Regions from separate parts of the Homo sapiens genome. Here region 1 is linked to region 2. A link is a loop called in an ENCODE intact Hi-C map of the cell type or tissue named here. Cell type or tissue: chondrocyte. All regions are shown on one strand. Links, peaks and the distances in the headings refer to the core of each region. The heading gives the core; the rest is flanking DNA.

What was found. Peaks named below come from ENCODE experiments on the same cell type or tissue, not always from the same donor. Only the 100,000 strongest peaks of a DNase experiment are listed, where the experiment ranks them.
Region 1: it touches region 2 in a loop (2.1-fold over the local background); 4 of 110 quality-filtered maps call a loop at or near these places.

Annotation. Positions count from the first base shown.
Region 1 is chr16:2,470,236-2,478,548 of GRCh38, reverse strand. NTN3 (netrin 3) reads right to left here and starts at 7,252. Exons shown (of 6, transcript NM_006181.3): 1 at 5,920-7,252; 2 at 5,660-5,848; 3 at 5,415-5,564; 4 at 5,231-5,281; 5 at 5,046-5,120; 6 at 4,404-4,793. The coding sequence starts at 6,847. The coding sequence ends at 4,444. TBC1D24 (TBC1 domain family member 24) reads right to left here and starts at 3,422. Exons shown (of 8, transcript NM_001199107.2): 1 at 3,379-3,422. RefSeq lists silencers at 2,661-2,860, 3,321-3,810, 4,211-4,480, 4,541-4,600, 4,671-4,820 and 1 more. In chondrocyte, for the core only: CTCF peaks have their summits at 4,039, 4,240 and 4,442; DNase peaks (open chromatin) are centred at 4,098, 5,063, 5,428, 6,458 and 5 weaker places.
Region 2 is chr16:2,264,648-2,272,960 of GRCh38, reverse strand. RNPS1 (RNA binding protein with serine rich domain 1) reads left to right here and starts at 4,835. Exons shown (of 8, transcript NM_080594.4): 1 at 4,835-4,906; 2 at 8,201-8,313. MIR3677HG (MIR3677 and MIR940 host gene) reads right to left here and starts at 4,298. Exons shown (of 3, transcript NR_132988.1): 1 at 4,118-4,298; 2 at 1,070-1,285. It overlaps MIR3677 (microRNA 3677), which reads right to left and starts at 2,248; the gene lies at 2,189-2,248. MIR940 (microRNA 940) reads right to left here and starts at 1,214; the gene lies at 1,121-1,214. RefSeq lists a silencer at 4,188-4,637 and an enhancer at 4,768-5,027. In chondrocyte, for the core only: no CTCF peak of the experiment used is centred there; DNase peaks (open chromatin) are centred at 690, 4,410, 4,430, 4,820 and 3 weaker places.

The DNA of each region.
Region 1 (8,313 bases), core at 271-8,270, 210 kb before region 2:
TCCCCAAAATGCTCTCGTCTAGTACACTCTCCTTGGCTCCAGGCCAAAACACATATGCTTACTGCCCAGTCTCGCAGTAACCTCATCGCCATCTCCACACGGTGCCAGCCCGCCCCCTCCCTCCACACTCTGCATGGGGTGTGGCACTGCCCGCTGCTCAATACTGGAACATCCCCTCCTTCCTCCCTGGCTCTTCCCATCCTGCAACCACTTGTCTCAGAGTCTTGCTCTCTTTTTTCTTCTGAAACAGAGTTGACCAGGGTGGAGTGCAGTGGAACAATCATAGCTCACTGCAGCCTGCAACTCCTGGGCTCAAGTGTTCCTCCCGCTTTGGCCTCCCAAAATGCTGGGCTTGCAGGTGTGAGCCCCCGGGCCTGGCTGAGTCTTGCTCTTTTCTGTGCTGATGTCTCTCTGGGTGTGCCATGACAGTCCCTCAACCGGCCTTGGCCTCTTCACCTCCCTGGCCACCTCTGATCAAGTCACTCACAAACCCAAGATCTTCAGAGGCTTCATGCCACTCAGGGTGAATTCAAACTCCCAGGTGGAACTCAAGGCTTTTCCCAGTCTGCTGTCAGCCTAGCTCACTCACTTCACCCCATCTACCCTGGGGCCACCACTGCCCTTCTCCCAAGAGCTGGTGGGCAGGAACCACGCCTGTCACTTTATATCCACTGTCCCTTCGGGGGAAGGCACTTTCCCTCACTTGTTCTTGCCGGTCCTGATCATCCTTCAAAATGAAGCTCAAGTCCATCTCAGAGCCCCACCCCCACCACAATCCAGCTGGATGCCACGCCTTTGCGCCCACAGAAGGCTCTGTCCACCTCTGTGGGAGCTTCTACCATGTGTTTATTCTCCTGTCTCCTCACTGCACTATAAGCTCAAGGGCAGAGACCAAGTCTTAACACCAAATCCACAGAACACACGGCATGGTGCCTCCTATGAAGTGTGAATTCAATAAATGCATTTTTATTGTTTTGTTTTTCAGAGACAGGGTCTCACTCTGTTGCCCTGGCTTGAGTGCAGTGGCACAATCACAGCTCACTGCAGTCTTGAGCTCCCAGGCTCAAGTGATCCTTCTGCCTCAGCTTCCCAAGTAGCTGGGACCACAGGCACATGCCACCATACTTGGCTAATTTTTTATAGAGACGAGACCTCCCTATGTTGCCCAAGGTGGTCTTGAACTCCTGGGCTCATGCGATCCTTCCACCTCAGCCTCCCAAAGTGTTGGGATTGCAGGCGTGAGCCACCGCACCTCGCTTAACAAACACATGTTGAAAGGATACAGAAAATCATTGAATAATGAATTCAAGTTGGTCCTCAGTAAAAAGCCTGAGGTTTTGTTTCTTTGATTTTATCTCCAATTGAAAGGCAATGTTTGAAACAGCCACTGAAATTGCTGCTTTGAGTTGAAAAGGACTTCTTTCTTCCATTTACAGAGTTGTCATAACAGAAAAGGTATGCTCAGACAGGTAAAACATTGAACAGGGTAAATGTTAAGTGCTTTTTTTGTAACCTGCTTCATTGTCCTTATGTACTTTAAACCAGAAACCATCTAAAGGCAAACATTTAATATGTTTTCTGAGCTTGGCTCAATCTGTAGATAATTAAGAGCAACACTGCATGCCCAAGGTCACTCGAGCCTGCTGGACACTCCTGGCAGGTGTGGTCAGCGAGAGCTAGTAAGGCTACCCTACAGGTGACTTCACAGACCCTGGGTGGCCAAATTTATTGTTGTTATGAAAACCTTGCCTAGATTACTTCTGCATCTCGGAAGGTCACCCTCAACCCAGTGGAAAGCCACTGCAATAGTTGACATCTATCACTCCGACAAAAGGACCTTGATCCACTTCAACCATCATGTAGAGAAAACCTCTGGTCCGGCCCTGGCCAGGCTGTGGGGAAGCAAAGATGAACAGCGTGGCTCCCGCCCTCTTCACAGGGAAAGACAGGCTTCTAAGTAGAGCAAGCACTCCCCAATAAGTCCTCCATGTAAAGCCTCTATCTGAGTGTTCAGATTAGATGAGGATCAACCCTCAGAATAAAAGGCGGTGCACGCAGGGGTCACGCCACAGGCTAGGAACAGTAACTGTAAAATCTTCGTAAGATTTTCTGATCTTCTCTAATCTGGATTGGTTTTTTTTCCCAGTGTGTGTTCCTTAAAATGAAAAGAACCTGACTGCTTGTCTTCGCCGCAACTGAGCAAACATTTACAGGTGCCTACTGTGTGCTGAAGACAGAGCCCTGGCCCTCGGGCGGAGGAAACGCCACGTGTGCCATCTACAGGTGCCTACTGTGTGCTGAGGACAGACTGTGAAGACGGAGCCCTGGACCTCGGGTGGAGGAAACGGCCCACGTGCCAAATAATGGGACGGTTCCTTCTGCACACTGCCTGGAAGTCACCTGGTGACTCCAGAGCAAACACAGCAAAACAGGGAAAAATCACCCGCTAGTGCTTCTATCGGCACTGGAAGGGCAGGCTGACGCCCCCTTTCTGGAATAAGCTGCTGGGTAAAGACAGTGACATCGGCTTCACAACCACAGCCACCAACCTAACAGCCCACCTGCACCTCCACACCACCCAGGTGGCTTTTAGACAACCTTTGACCTTTAATATCACCCCCGCAAGCAGTAACCCGGGGGCCACAGCGCGTTTCCCTGCGGGGCACGGCCATCAAAGAAGGCCTGTGGCCAGGCCGCGGGGACTCCCGCCTGGAGGGGGCGGGAACAGGTGCAGCCCAGCCCAGGTGGGGCCGGCTCTCCCCTCCGCTGTGCTGGCTCAGGGCTGGGAGTCCCTGGCTTCCACCTCCCAGGGCCCGAAGGACAGCGGCCGCCTGGCACGGCGCACCCAGAGGGGCCCCCCACTGGACAGGGCCGGGGGCTGGCGGACCCCCAAGCGGGTGGTCGGTGGGGGCGTGTGTCATCCCTGGGCGGGGCGGGGCGGGGCCCGGGGCCGCTGCAGGTCCACAGGGCAGGGCGTATCAGAATCTGTTGCAATCTCACCGAGCCCCCAAGAGGATTTCCGACCCTGCGGAGACGGAAAGCGCCCCAAGGAAACAGTGACACAGTCACTCTTCCAGACGACACCATGCCCTGGGCCGGGCCGCGGGCCAGCGACCGGGCGGGGATCGGGCCTCGCGCCCAGGGGGTCCCGCTCCTGCGCCCCCTCCCGTAGGCCAAGCCGCAGCTGCAGCGCCGGGCGGTGCCGGGCTCTGGAGCCCCCAACCCGCGCGTGGCCGGGGATCCCCGCCTCGAATGGGGCCCGCAGCCCGGCCCCCACGCTCCCGCCCCCAGCACGCGCCGACCGCGGTGACAGCGGGGACCCGGCCCCGCCACCCGCCACCCCGCCGCGCGCCCCCCGCACGCCCCGAGCGCACCCACCTCCGCGCGCCGCTTTCTCCTCAGCCTGCCGCGCCGGCCTTTCTGCGCACGCGCGTGCTCGGCCCCGCCCCCGCCGAGCTGTCGCCCTGTGCCCACCCCGGAGAGCCCGCGGGGCTCCGGCCTGCCCGGCTCTGGGCATGCGCGCTGACGGTCGGCGGCCGCAGCGGCGGAAGCTGGGGCCGGCCGGGAACCGGTCCCGTGCGGAGAGGAGGCAACGGCAGTGCGGTCCCGGGGGGACAAGCCAAGGGGGGCGGGGGGTGGCACGGCCCTGCCGAGGGCATCGGGGGCCCGGACAGCCGCCTGTCGGAGTCGCGGTCCGGCCGGGTCACGCGTGGATCCGGAACCGCGTGGGCACGACGTCCCTTCCCGAGTCGGGGGAGAAGGGCTGGAAGGAGGTTCTGGGACGGGCCCTGAGCTGAGGAGCTGTGGCGCCGAGGGTCAGAGACGCGGCAGAGAGAGGGACGGCCGGACGGAGCCGGCAGACGGGGACACAGGCGGCCAAGAAAGTTACGGGACCCGGCAGCAGACGCCGCGGGGCGCCCGGACGCGGACGCCCAGCCCGCAGGGGCCAAGGCCGCCGCCCTCGTGGGGCTGCAGGAGGCAGGGGACGCCCTGTCCCCCCATGGGGGTCCAAGGCGCCTGCGGTGGCCACAGTCTTTGGGGAGGTCAGTGCGCTCCCTGGCGGGTCGCCGCACAGGTGGGGGTGCATCACAGCGGCCCCGGGGATGATCTGAGATCCCCGAGAGGGCCCGGCATCACGAAGGATTCACAGCCTTCCGGGTATCCCAGTGCCCCTGGGACAGGGCCGACAGCCAGAGGGCGGGAGACCATGGGGTCCTCCGGGTGTGCCATATCATCTGCCTCTGTGCGGGGCGGGCTGTCGCTGCGCCGGTCACATCCCCCCAGGGCCAGACGGGAGGTACCGAGGGAGCTGCCGGCGGGGACGGGGCGGCGGCCCAGGTGGCGACACGCGCGACGCGAGCAAGGACTCCTTGGCAGGCGAAGGCACAGGGTGAACGTGCGCCTAGATGTGGGAGCAGCGGCCGCCCTGCCCAGCCGGCGGGCTCAGGCGGCGCTGCAGCGCCCCCGCCGTTCGCGTCGCTGCAGCCTCCGCAGGCGCCGCGTCCACGCGTCCCTCCAGGGTAGCACGAGGCTTCCGCGGGCGGCGATGAGCCCGGGCCCCCGGCCCCCCGCGCCCCCAGCCGCGGCTCCAGGCCCGCCCCCCAGCAGGAGGTAGCGGCGGCCGGGGAGCAGGCGCGGGCAGCCGCAGGCCGCATCCCCGGCGGGCACCCACAGCGCGCTACTCCCGCGCCGCGCGCGCTCCTCTCCGCTCCGGAACACGGCGAGCACCGCCACCGGGAAGCGTGTCCACGCGCCGCGCGCCTCGCCGCGCGCACCCACCGCCACCTGCACCGCTGCGGGGAGAGCGAGAGGGGGCGGGGTCAGGAAGGGGCGGCCTGCCCGCGGTAGGGGGAGGCACGGGGAGGACACCAGGAGGGCAGTGGGGGCTGAAGGGGCGGGGTCGCTGCCCGTGGAGGACCTGAGGGATGAGGATGGGCCTTGGGGCCCAGCAAGGGTCAAGGCGTTCCAAGGGGAAGCTGGCGGAGGAGGGAAGGTAGGGAGAGGAGGAAGGTGGGAAGGTCCGCGGGAGGCCTGAGGGCACCTACCATAGTCCTTCTTGCAGAACTTCTTTAGGCTGATGCGGTAGCTGCCACGGGCAGGTTTGCAGTGCGAGTCACAGTCTGGGTAGAAGGTGGGAGGCTGGCACAGACTCCCTTTCCCCACCCTCTCCTCCCAGAGCCCCCTCCCCCAAAGTCATGCCAGTCTGGGGCCCTGTCCTGTGTCCACTCACCCTGGGGCTGCACAGGGCTGCTGTCCTCAGTGGGTCCAGGGATAGGGGTCTCTGCAGAGAGGGAGGGAGAATGGCCTGCGATGGAGGGGCAGAGAGATCTGCAGGGCTCGGGGAATAGACGGGACAACAGCAGGGAGCTGGGGTGGCCTTGGCTTGGTGGCTGAGGCGGGGCAGGGTCACTCACTAACACAGGGCGCCACTGGGGAGCGGCTTTGCTGGAAGCCAGGCGCGCAGCGGTTGCAGGTGAGGCCAGTGACGCCATCCTTGCAGGGACACTGGCCTGTGGTCTGGTTGCAGGTCTTGCCAGCAGCACCAACCGGGTGACAGTCGCAGGCTGAGGACAGAGGTGGGAAGGGCCTGGTCAGAAGCCTGTCTGGGGATCTGGGAAGTCAGAGGGTGAGGGCCTGCAGGTGGCCGGTGGTGGCTCACCCCTGCAAGCCCGACGGTCACTCAGGGCACGGCCAGGGTCTCGATAGAAGCCCTCCCGGCAGTAGTGGCAGTGGCGGCCGGCGGTGTTGTGCCGGCAGTTGAGACAGACACCCCCGCTGCGGCGGCCGGACAGTCGGTACAGCTCCATGTTGAAGCGGCAGCGGCGGGCATGGCCGTTGCAGGAGCAAGCTGCAGGGAGGGATGGGTCAGGGGCAGGCTGGTTGTGTCCAAGGTCCCCAGGCCACCCTCCAAGGCCTCACCGAGGCAGGCGTGGGATTCCCGGGCAGTGGCCCGCTGCCATGGCCTGTCGCAGTAGAAGGGCTTGCAGCGGCCGCAGTCAGGGCCCTCGGTGCCATGCCGACAGTCGCAGATCAGGTGGCCCTGTGTGTCCAGCAGGCACCGTGAGGCATGTCCATTGCACTTGCAGCGCCCGCCCACCTGGAGGTCGGTGGCTGCGTAGGAGTAAGGGACGACGGCCTCCATGTCCCTGGGGTCACCTGCCGTGCTAGGCCTTGTGAGCACTACACGGACGTCGGTGGCGGTCACCCAGTCTTGGAGCACTGGGCTGCTGTCCAGGTCCAGGCCTGGGGGGCTGCTGTCCTGCATGCTGAAGGCCAGAAGGCCGCTGCCATCAGGCTGGGCCAGGGGTGCGGGGAAGCACAGGGCCTCAGGCCCTGGGCCAGCTGGGCCATTGGCAGGGGCAGGCAGACGGCCATAGTCCAGGTCACAGTGGGAGGAGAAGAAGCCCAGCGGGGCCCAGCTGCGGCCATGGTCCTGAGACTTGAGCAGGGCCACGGAGGCTGGGGGAGCTGAGCAGAAGCGCAGGCTCACGAAGACCAGCTCAAAAGCCTTGCCCAGGGGCACCGTGAGAGTCACGTTGAGGGGCGCCCGAGGCAGGGACTCCGAGCGCCAGCACAGAGGGCTGGCCGTGCCCCCTGGGGAAGTAAGGAGGGCGGGGGAGTGTGCCCGTCGCGGGTCGGAGGCGTCGCAGGCCCGAGTGGCCGGCCGCCCGCACGTGCTGGAAGCCAGCACCTCGCGGCCCAGGGCGGCGTTCACCAGTCCTGGCACGCAGCCGCGGGGCGCACCCCCCTCATCGTGGCAGGGGTCGGCGGGCGCCGGCGGCCCAGGACTCAGGGCGGCGAAGAGCGTGCCTGCCGTCAGCAGCAGCCCCCAGGGCCAGCCAGGCATGGCCGGAGCCGCTGCGGGTCAGCCAGTGGCCGGGCCCCAAGACGCTGCCCTTGGGGAAAAGAAGCCCTCTCCGCGGCTCTGCCCACCAGGCCCGCAATGCCGAGGAACAGGGCCCCCGGGCGGCCCCAGCCCGGCCCAGAGGTGGGAGCAGCGGCGGGCACGCCCCGGGCCCAGCACAGCAGCGGGGATGTTGGCGCGTCCTCCCGCTGGGCCTAGAGCGATGACAGGCGTCGCCCCCGCTCCCGGTGCCTCCGCCCGCGGAGGCCCCACCCGCCGCTCGCACTCACCCACCGAGGGCCGGGCGGAGCAGGTCTCCCGGCCTCCCGGGAAGGGCCGTGGGCGGGCGGGGCCTGCGGTGCACGGGCCGCCGCCTCCTCCCGGCTGCAGCGAGGGCGGACGAGCTGTGCCAGGAGGGGGTGGGGGGCGCAGCAGGCGCAAGCCCGGGCCCAGCCGGGGGCGGGGCTGCTCGGGTCGGGAAGGAGGCAGGGGAGGGGAGGGGGCCTCATCGCAGAGCTGGAATCAGAAGCAGATTCAGACGCGGGCTGGGCCAGCGGGGAAGGGGGCTGGGAGGCCCGGGAGCCAGGGGAGGGGCCGGGGAGCCAGGAATGCGCTGGCGGGAGGGGTCTGGAGGGGGGCAGCTCAGCCTTCGCAGCCCGTGGGGGACCACCCAGCAGGGTCCTGGGCCCACAGCCAGGTCTTTACTGCTCCTGGGGCTGTGCCACGTGCTGGACGGGGGTCTGGGTCGCCTCCTCCCTGAAGACCATCAGGCAGGCAAGGCCCCGGGTCTGACAGCAGAGGCCCTGGATGTTCCCCAGGTAGGGAAGCCAAGTAACCACCAGTTGAAGGGTCATCCCCAAAGCAGCATCTACTCGAGTAGAAGGAACCCAGGATTCGGTCAGGTCTAATTTTGAATCCAACTGCCCCATTTCTGGCTGCATGTCTTGGGCTCCTGTTTCCTCACCTGCCAGATGCCTGTTACTCAGCACGCGCTCTGAAGCTGTTGGATTTGATGAGTCTCAAGTGGCATCAGGCCCAAGTCGAGAGCTGCACAAATTGGAGTGTCTCCTGCCCATGTTGAGGAAGGGGGGCACCCCCATGGGCCTGAGCTGGGCTAAGACATGAGGCCAGCATCCCCTGCACCAGGCCAGATTCTGATCCCAAAGCTCCCTGGGTCTGCAAGTTTCTAGGGGCACCTCTGCCACGGGCCCAGCTGGCAGGGAGGACATGGAAGCTGGAGGGTGGGATGGGGTGGCTTCTTGGGGTTCGGGGGCTTGGTTAGCTGTTGAGGACCCCTCTGCAGGGGCAGGGAGTAGGGTTTAATCATGGGAAGGGGCTGGTCGCAACCCGGAGCCCACTGCCCTACGTCACAGCACGTTTGGGCAGGGAAACTGAGGCAGAAGCCCAGCTGGGTGGCCTGGGGACTAGCTGGGGATGGGGTAGCTGTGCCTGGGAGCGACACCACCAAA
Region 2 (8,313 bases), core at 83-8,082:
CTCAAGTTCAGGCCGGGGTAGGGTGTGTGCAGTGGCCTCCGTCAAGTGTGTGTCACCCCCAGGCAGCTCCCTGCTGCGCCTGGACCCAACTGTGCCCTTGGCTCACTCCATCTTGCTGGGTTTCCCATCTCTGTCTTACTGGCTGCTTTCAGAGACCAGGCCCAGAGTCCCCAGGACTCAGGTGACCTTGGCTACCCTGGAATCCTGGACTAAAGATCTGCAATAGAAATGTGTCCAGCAGGGAATGTAATGTGTCCAGCAGGGAACCATCCTGTTTGCTTTGCTTTTCTGAGTTCCTACAACCAACCGGCCAGGGCGCACTGTGGGGCACAGGGATGCAGGCCCTGGAGTATGGCCACTTCTGCCTGGGGGCGTCTGGGGGGTTTCCTGAGTGAGGTGGGGTCTCACCAGCTCCAGGAGACACCACTGCCATGCACAAGGTAGGTGTGGGGGTGGAGGATCACCTCCGTGAGGACCCAGACCCCACCCACTGTGGCTGTGGTGGAGACTGCAGGTCTGTCTCAAGGCCCCAGGCCTGACACCTGCAAGAACAGAACCTGGGGGTGACGGAGAGGGGATTCCACCAGGCCAGCCCGGGGCTTGAACCCCAGCCAGGGCAGCTGCTGTCTGCTGCCCCACCAGGTAACGCACCGACCCAGCTGCTGTTCAGCTCCCCCTCTGGGCCAGCACCATGCTCATGGCATAGGCCGGCTGGGCCCTCTGAGACCCCCACTCCCACACAGACTGGTCTGCATGGAGGCTGGTGCAGCCTGTGCCGTACAGACCCTGCCCGGCTGCACTACTGGCCAGAGCCCCCTGCAGACAGGCGGCTCGAGGGGAGCTCCACCATGCAGGAGATGGCCCAGCACTGCAGTCACTTAGGCTGCTCATCCCTCCCCGAACTGACATGTCCCTCCCTCCAGATGCCCCCCACCGCCGAACCCCAGCATGCTGGGCATGCTCTGGCCATCCCACACAGGGATCAGGGTGGGAGGGCTGGAGGCTGCCTGTCAGGGGCAAGGCCTCCTCCAGGAGGTAGGACGGGGTGGTGCAGGTGGGGTCCCCTCACCTGATGGGCCCTCGAGGCCAGGCTGTAGGCAGGCAGGAGGGGGCTGAAGCAGTGGGGTCAGGCCCGGGGAGCGGGGGCCCTGCCTTCCTTCCTCAACACACGGGGCTGCCCAGGCCCCGCTCCTGGGGCCGGGCCCACACCTCACAGACACTGGTGTTGGATGCTTCGGCTTGAAGGAGCTCCAAATGGACTAGCCGCAGCTGCCCCTGGGTCCACCTGGCCCAGGCAATACCACAGAATCACCAAGGCTCATCTAGCCATGGGCCCAAACCCAAGGCCCTAAGAGGCACCCCGGGTGCCTCAGTCACAGTCCCAGGCAGCTCAGGTCCCAGGCGGCTCACAGTCACCATCCTTGACTTCATGGTAGCAGAAATGGAGTGCTTTGAGCTTGTGATGAGCACAGGCTCCCAACCCTGGGAGAGTTCAGACATGCCCACTGGAGAGGCCCCAGGCCCTGATGATACCCACTCCTCAGACATGCAAACCTGGAGCCAGGGAGGCCCCAATGAACTGCATACTCTCCCAACAGACCAAGCTCACCCCACACCAGCGCAAGGCCCTTTCAGACCCAGCCTGGCCACCCCCATGGACCTGGCCAGCACCTCCCCCAGCCCCACCCTCTCCAGACAGGCACCAGGCTGTGGTGACCCGCCTCTCAGCAGCTCCTCCTCTGATGCCTCCCCACGGTCCAGTCGTTACCCCCTCGTCCACCTGACTGGGCTGCGCATGGCCTCAGTGCAGAGCCAGGTTTTAGTAGTGGGTAAAAGGGCTCCCTTGCTGTGCTTTACCAGAGAATGCAACACCCCCAAAGCTCCTTCATGACCCACTGTGACCTGCAGCACCACCAAGCCCATCCTCATCCCTGTGTCCCAGGCCACCAGCCTCTGAGGGCAGGCACTGCAGGAGCCACCGGGCCACAGAGGATGGAGGCAGGGAGGACATTCTGCCTTCATGAGGGCATGCTCTCAAAGACAGAGCCGCCCCAAACTGTCAGCAGGTGACCCTCCGCTCTGGGAAGGCAAGGGGAGGAGCTCAGGGCCGTGGCCAGAGCCCACGAGAAGCCCGTGCCCAGCTCAGCAGGTGACCCTCCGCTCTGGGAAGGTAAGGGGAGGAGCTCAGGGCCGTGGCCAGAGCCCACGAGAAGCCCATGCCCAGCACTGCAGGGCTCTGGCCACTGCCTAATGCCCTCCATGAAGCCCTGCCTGCCCTTCCAGCAAACCAGGGCCCCTGAGGCTCCAGAAACCCCAGCTCCACTGCCCTCAGCCTCCATGGCCTTAGCAGCCTGGCTCTGGGGCTGAGCTCCTGGAAGGGCAGGGTGGGGGTAGGCTCCTGAGTTTTATTTTCTCACATTTCTTCCAGACATGCTTCTGCTGATCCTCAAAATGGCAAAAGCCAGGATGCTCAATTCTCAAAGCTCAACAGCTGATGGCACATTTGATAACAAAAATCAGTAATATTTAGAAACAAATTTGATTAAATTCGTAAGTGCCTGAATAAATCATACTTGTAGATTTAATATAAAATGTGTGAAAGCTTATTCGCAGGCCAAATGACATTACTGCAGAGCATTAAAAACCAGCAGGGGGAGGGCTGTCGGCCCAGCTGGTGCTGCGTCACGCCCACCCATGTCATGTGGGGTCACCAGGCTGCCCCTGCCCACCAGGTGTCAGTGGGGCCCTGGGCATGGGCTCTAGGTTTGGGGCCTTTTAGCACCTCTGACCACTGGACTCCAATGCCACCTCAGAGAATTCCGCCTATGCCTGCCTGGACCACCGAGGCTGCCCCCTCCCCTAGCGCCGACTCTGGGGCCCCTTCAGCAGGGGGGCGGCCCCTCTGTTCCACTTAATCTTCCATGCCTGGGCACAGCAGGTGTGACAGTAATGCAGAGACTCTAACTCACTTTACATGTCATCAAACCCAAATCCAACGGGTACCCAAACCAGACTGATGGGCCTGCCAGCCTCCACCCACAGGAACACACTGGTGACTTACTGCAGCAGACTCGGGAGGTAGCTCCTCCTCCTAGCTGCCTTTGTCCCCAACTCCTTGGACATCCCTTAGCCCAGGGTGAAGGGTCAAGGGCACACTTGACACCCTCGGACAGGGCCAGAGGGAGTGGGTCTCGGCAGGAAGTCACCAAGAGCTGGCTTCCCACACAGGGAAGAGGGCAGTGATGGCAGACCACATCCCCACTATCTATCCATCCATTCACCCACCCACCCACTCCGGGTCACCAAGCTGCACCCTGTCCTTTGCTCTGACATCTAAAGTCTCCAAGTCATGCTGGTTCTCTCCTCCCAAAGATCGGCTTGGATCTGTTCCCTTCTCCCTTCCTTGCTGCCACGAAGCTGTTCAGACAAAGTCTGAAGCTCAGCGCACCGTCAATCCCTCCACAAATAACCACAGGGCAACGACTGCCTGACAGGCACAGCAGAGAACAAAACCCGCCCTCGGCCGGGGGCGGTGGCTCACGCCTGTAATCCCAGCACTTTGGGACGCCCAGGAGCGAGCACTTTGGGAGGCCAAGGCGAACCTAGGAGCGGATCACGAGGTCAGGAGTTCTCGACCAGTCTGGCCAACATAGTGAAACCCTGTCTCTACCAGAAAAATACAAAAAAAATTAGCCGGGTGTGGTAGTGTGCGCCTGTAATCCCAGCTACTCGGGAGGCTGAGGCAGGAGAATCGCTTGAACCCGGGAGGCGGAGGTTGCAGTGAGCCGAGATCGCGCCGCTGCACTCCAGCCTGGGCAACAGTGCGAGACTCTGTCAAAAAAAAAAAAAAATCCGCCCCGTCAGTGTGGGGAGTTGACGCGGAGCCTCCTGCCTGCACCCCTACAGCGTCACCCCCTCCTCTGTCCCTGCCAGAGGCGCCACCTCTGGACTCTCCCAGGGTCGGACCCTGGTCGACAGTGCTCCCTGCCCGGACCCTGCACCGGCCGATGGATGAAGCCTCGGCGCTGCGCCGTTCACACGCTCCGTGCCGCTGCCGCGAAGCTCGCGCGGGCCTGCGAGCCGGTACCCGGGCCTCCCTTCCCTGCTTCCAGCGAACCTCGGCGCCTGCTGTTCCCCCGCCGGGCGCGCCCTTCCATTCGGGTCTCAGCGGCAGTGTCACCTCCCCGGAGAGGCCCGCCGTTGCACCCCATCTCCCACTCTCAAGCTCGTCGCTCTTCCTGCCCGCACAGCCCGCCTGCCGCGCCCACCCGGTGGAGGTCCGCCTGCCGGGAGGCCGCGTCCACGGGAACACCCCAAACGCCACCAGTGGATTTTGACCGCACGAACGCACGCCCTGCCCCAGCCCGTCTCTCCGAGCTACTTCCGCCCTGCGGGCCCCCACGCCCCGCCACGCACGGCCGCAGAGCCTGCGAACCCCTCCTGTGCTACCACCCCGCCGGCCTCAGCACAGCCCGGCCCGGAGCCCCGCCTCCACCGCCGGCGACAGGGGCCGGAGTCTGCCCGGGCGGGCCCAGTGCGCCCGCGCAAGGAAAGGGGCGGGGCACGGGCGCGTTAACACCCTCCGCGCCGGAGGACGAGCCTCGGTCATCGCGCTGCCCTCCCAGGTTCAACAGGCTACCCATGTGCCCGCTCCAGTAAGCGTGCAACCAGCCCGGTCAGTCCCAGGGACTTTACCGGCTAGGAGACACCTTGAACGTCCCCAGCGCGACTCCCACAAACTGCCTTGACTCTTTAACGCTTCCTCGCTGGCGCCCATTGGGCCAGGCGTTTACGTCATCGCTGCGCGCCGGGCGGCGGCGACTTCCCGCTCCTTGACTCTGACGTCAGAGCGGCGCCGGCCTCGGCGGCTGAGGAAAGCAGGAGGAGGTGGCGGCGGCGGGAAGATGTAAGTTGGGGCGGAATCCGACTGCATCCGTGTTTCGGGGGCTGCCCGGCAGGCCCGGCAGGACGCCTCGTGAAGCCGGTCCACTCCTCAGCCCCGCAGTGCGGCGGTGGCCTGGCAGCGCGGTGCGGGCTCCGAGAAGAAAGAGTGTGGCCCGGGGCGGGCGGAGTGGGAGGTGTCGAGGCCGTGGCCCGGAAGTGGTCGGGGCCGCTGCGGACGGAAGGGCGCCTGTGCTTCGTCCGCTCGGCGGTGGCCCAGCCAGGCCCGCGGGACTCAGACCAGCGGGGAGCGCGGCCTCCGCCCTTGGGGCCCTCCCGCCGGGCCGGAGACCCAAGCCCCCAACGCCAGGCCCTGCCCTGGAAGCGCTCGCGGCCCGGCGCCTGGACGGGGGAGTTGTGAGTGAACGCGGACGGGTAGCGGCGAGGTCGGCGTGTCGGGCCGGTGTCGGCGGGCGCGGAGTTTCTTTGTGGGATGCGGTGGAAGGTCGGCCGATCCCCCCTTCGGAGTCATTAATTCAAACGTGTACTCCGCGAACGTTTCCCGGACTCCCGTGTGCAATTATCGGCGCTAGGCCGTGGGGATACGGCCCACTATGGACCGAGCACGGTGGCCGAGCTCAGTTTGATGGGTTACCCCAGAGGGGCGGATACGGGAAGGTTAAGTTTGTTGGAGGAGAAACGTGGAGTAGGCTTTTTGTCTTGATTCCGCATGAACTGTGCCTGAAATGTACTTTTAAATGGGGAAGGTGCTCTGAAGATTTGTGCCGAAACGCCCTCTCCTCGAGATTTAACTAATTGTTCTCTCCTCTCTCTGGCTGTTGGACGCGCACCTTTCCGGAGGATGGGGGAGGTAACCGAGGTCCTGAGCCGGTACCTGAACTTGGGTGAACAGAGAACCTCAACTTTTGCTTTCTAGCACTCGACCGCACCCAGCAAGGCGTCCGCTTACTCAGTGGTTCTTAGTGTTTGGAGTGCTTAAGAATAACTGGTGGTGTTTGATTTCACCAAGTACATTCGGGCAGATCTTAGTTCTTGGGGGGGTGGGGCTGGAATCTGCGGGTGTGACCTCCACTCTAGGTCTGTGCTGTCCAGCCAAGTAGCCATTGGCCACATGTGGCTGCTAAGCATGTGAAATACAGCTAATCAAGACTGAAATATTAAAACACACACCAGTTTTAGAAGACTAGGAAAAAAGCAAACTTTTATTAGATGTTTATGTTGATTATATGTTGGAAAGATAATATTTTGGATGTGTCAAACGTTAAAAATTAATTTCACCCATTTTTGTGACGTGGCTACTAAGGAATTTCAGGTGATGCTTGTGGCTCCTCACACGGTTTCTATTGGACAGTGCTGCTGCAGGTGATTCGAAGGCGGGTGGGTGCAGGAACCCAGCTGAGAGTTCAGAAATTAGTGTAACTTTGGAGACAAGTGTCTGTGGGGGAAGGAGCCTCCGGACGTGGAGATACAACTCTTGCTCCTAACATTTATCGAGTCTTTAATTAATGCCCTGGGTAACTATAAGGTTGGAACTGTAATTGTCACCATATTGATGATGAGAAACTTGAGAAAGGATAAGTGACTTGTCTAAAATCACACAGTAAAACCTCAAATCAAACCCAGGCCCTCTGGCTCCAGACTCTAAATTATACTCTGAATGATACTCACTGATTGTCCGAGGACACAAAGAGTGTCGAGGCACTATCTGCTGGGTGTCTGCAGAACCTTACTGTTCTAAAGCAAAACATTTTACCCCTGGACAAGAGCAGCAAAGGTGGCGTTCGGCCCTCCTTGGCTCTCATTTGACTGTTCAAAGCCAGGTGCTTTTCTTTCTTGGGTCAGAACGTATTTTCAGCAGCATTTTGAAGCACCCCTGGCGTGCACTGCACAGGGAAACCAGGACCACATTGGTGTGCTGTGTCCTCCTTACCAACTGGCTCTTGGAGAAGGTGAGACAGAAGTAGCTGAGACTCCATTCCTGAGATCTTCACTTAACAACTCCTGCAGCTTGTGCAGAGCCTTACTAGAAATACTGAAGGCAGAAGTCCCTGGAAAATAGGGCCCATAACTAATTAGTAATTTGTTTTTGAGTAATTTGTTACCGTTATTTGAGCACATTCTGCAGTCCAGGCATTTTGCTAAACTCTTACATGGCAGGCAGTCTCTCACGCAATTTCAATGCCTACTTTTTTTCTCCATCTTATTTTTGAAAAATGTTAAAAAAAACACAGGAAGGTCGAGTTATACAGTTAATACTCACATAAAGACCACTTAAGGGCCGGGTCTGGTGGCTCACGCCTGTAATCCCAGCACTTTGGGAGGCCGAGGTTGGCGGATCACGAGGTCAGGAGTTGGAGACCAGCCTGGTCAATATGGTGAAACCCTGTCTCTACTGAAAATACAAAAATTAGCTAGGCCTGGTGGCGTGCATCTGTAGTCCCAGCTACTCGGGAGGCTGACGCAGAAGAAATGCTTGAACCCGGGAGGCGGAGGTTGCAGTGAGCCAAGATCGCACCACTGCACTCCAGCCTGGGTGACAGAGCAAGACTCTGTCTCAAAAAAAAAAAAAAAATCAGAGGTTAATAGTCTATAAGTTACGTTTCTGCTATATTTGCTGTATGGTGTATCTAGCCACCCATCAATCTTATTTTTTCTTTAAAAGTGAATTGCAGACTTGCATGTGTCTTCCCCTGCACTCAATATGCATATTATTAAAGTACAGTGCAATAACTGCTTTTTAAAATGATTCTTCTACTGCTTTTTAGATGTTCATATGGTACATTTCATCTGCTTGCTTTTGGGTATTAAGTGTTTTGATGCTGGTACCAGTCGCTTTTGAAATGATTTTTGCTTCCAGTCACATCCAGTGTATCCTAAGGGGAAATTGCAATAAAACAGGAGATCTAATCCTATCTGGAGACCACCCTTGAGTTAGGTTTTTCTCTGTTCTGCATGTGAATGTGGTGCTGTGGCATTTTGAAAGGACTGCAGGGGCTCATCAAACTTGTGGGTGAAAACTGAATTGTTCAGCCTGTAAAATAACAGTGATGGTCTCCACCATCTCCATTTTTTAAGAAAAAGATACGCTGGGGCGACAGTTGTACCTGTGCCTCCTCTGCGGGGTAGAGACGCCTCCAGGAGCACATGGGGACTGTCCCTATGTGTTCCTGACTGTGTGGACACTTATTGCTTACCGTGCTCCCTTGCTGCCTTTTTGTGTGCTCAGCTTTTGACTGCAAAGTAGACTTGTTGCCTTGCCAATTCGTTCACTCTTTAAACCCTTTTATCTTGTTATTAGGCTGCTCTTTGGCGTAAATTGCAATCGATTAGGGATCGTTTCTCAGAATCAAGTTAGAAGTGAGAGTTCAGATAAGTGAGGCCGCCATTGCTGCTTTGAACACCTCAGAAGGG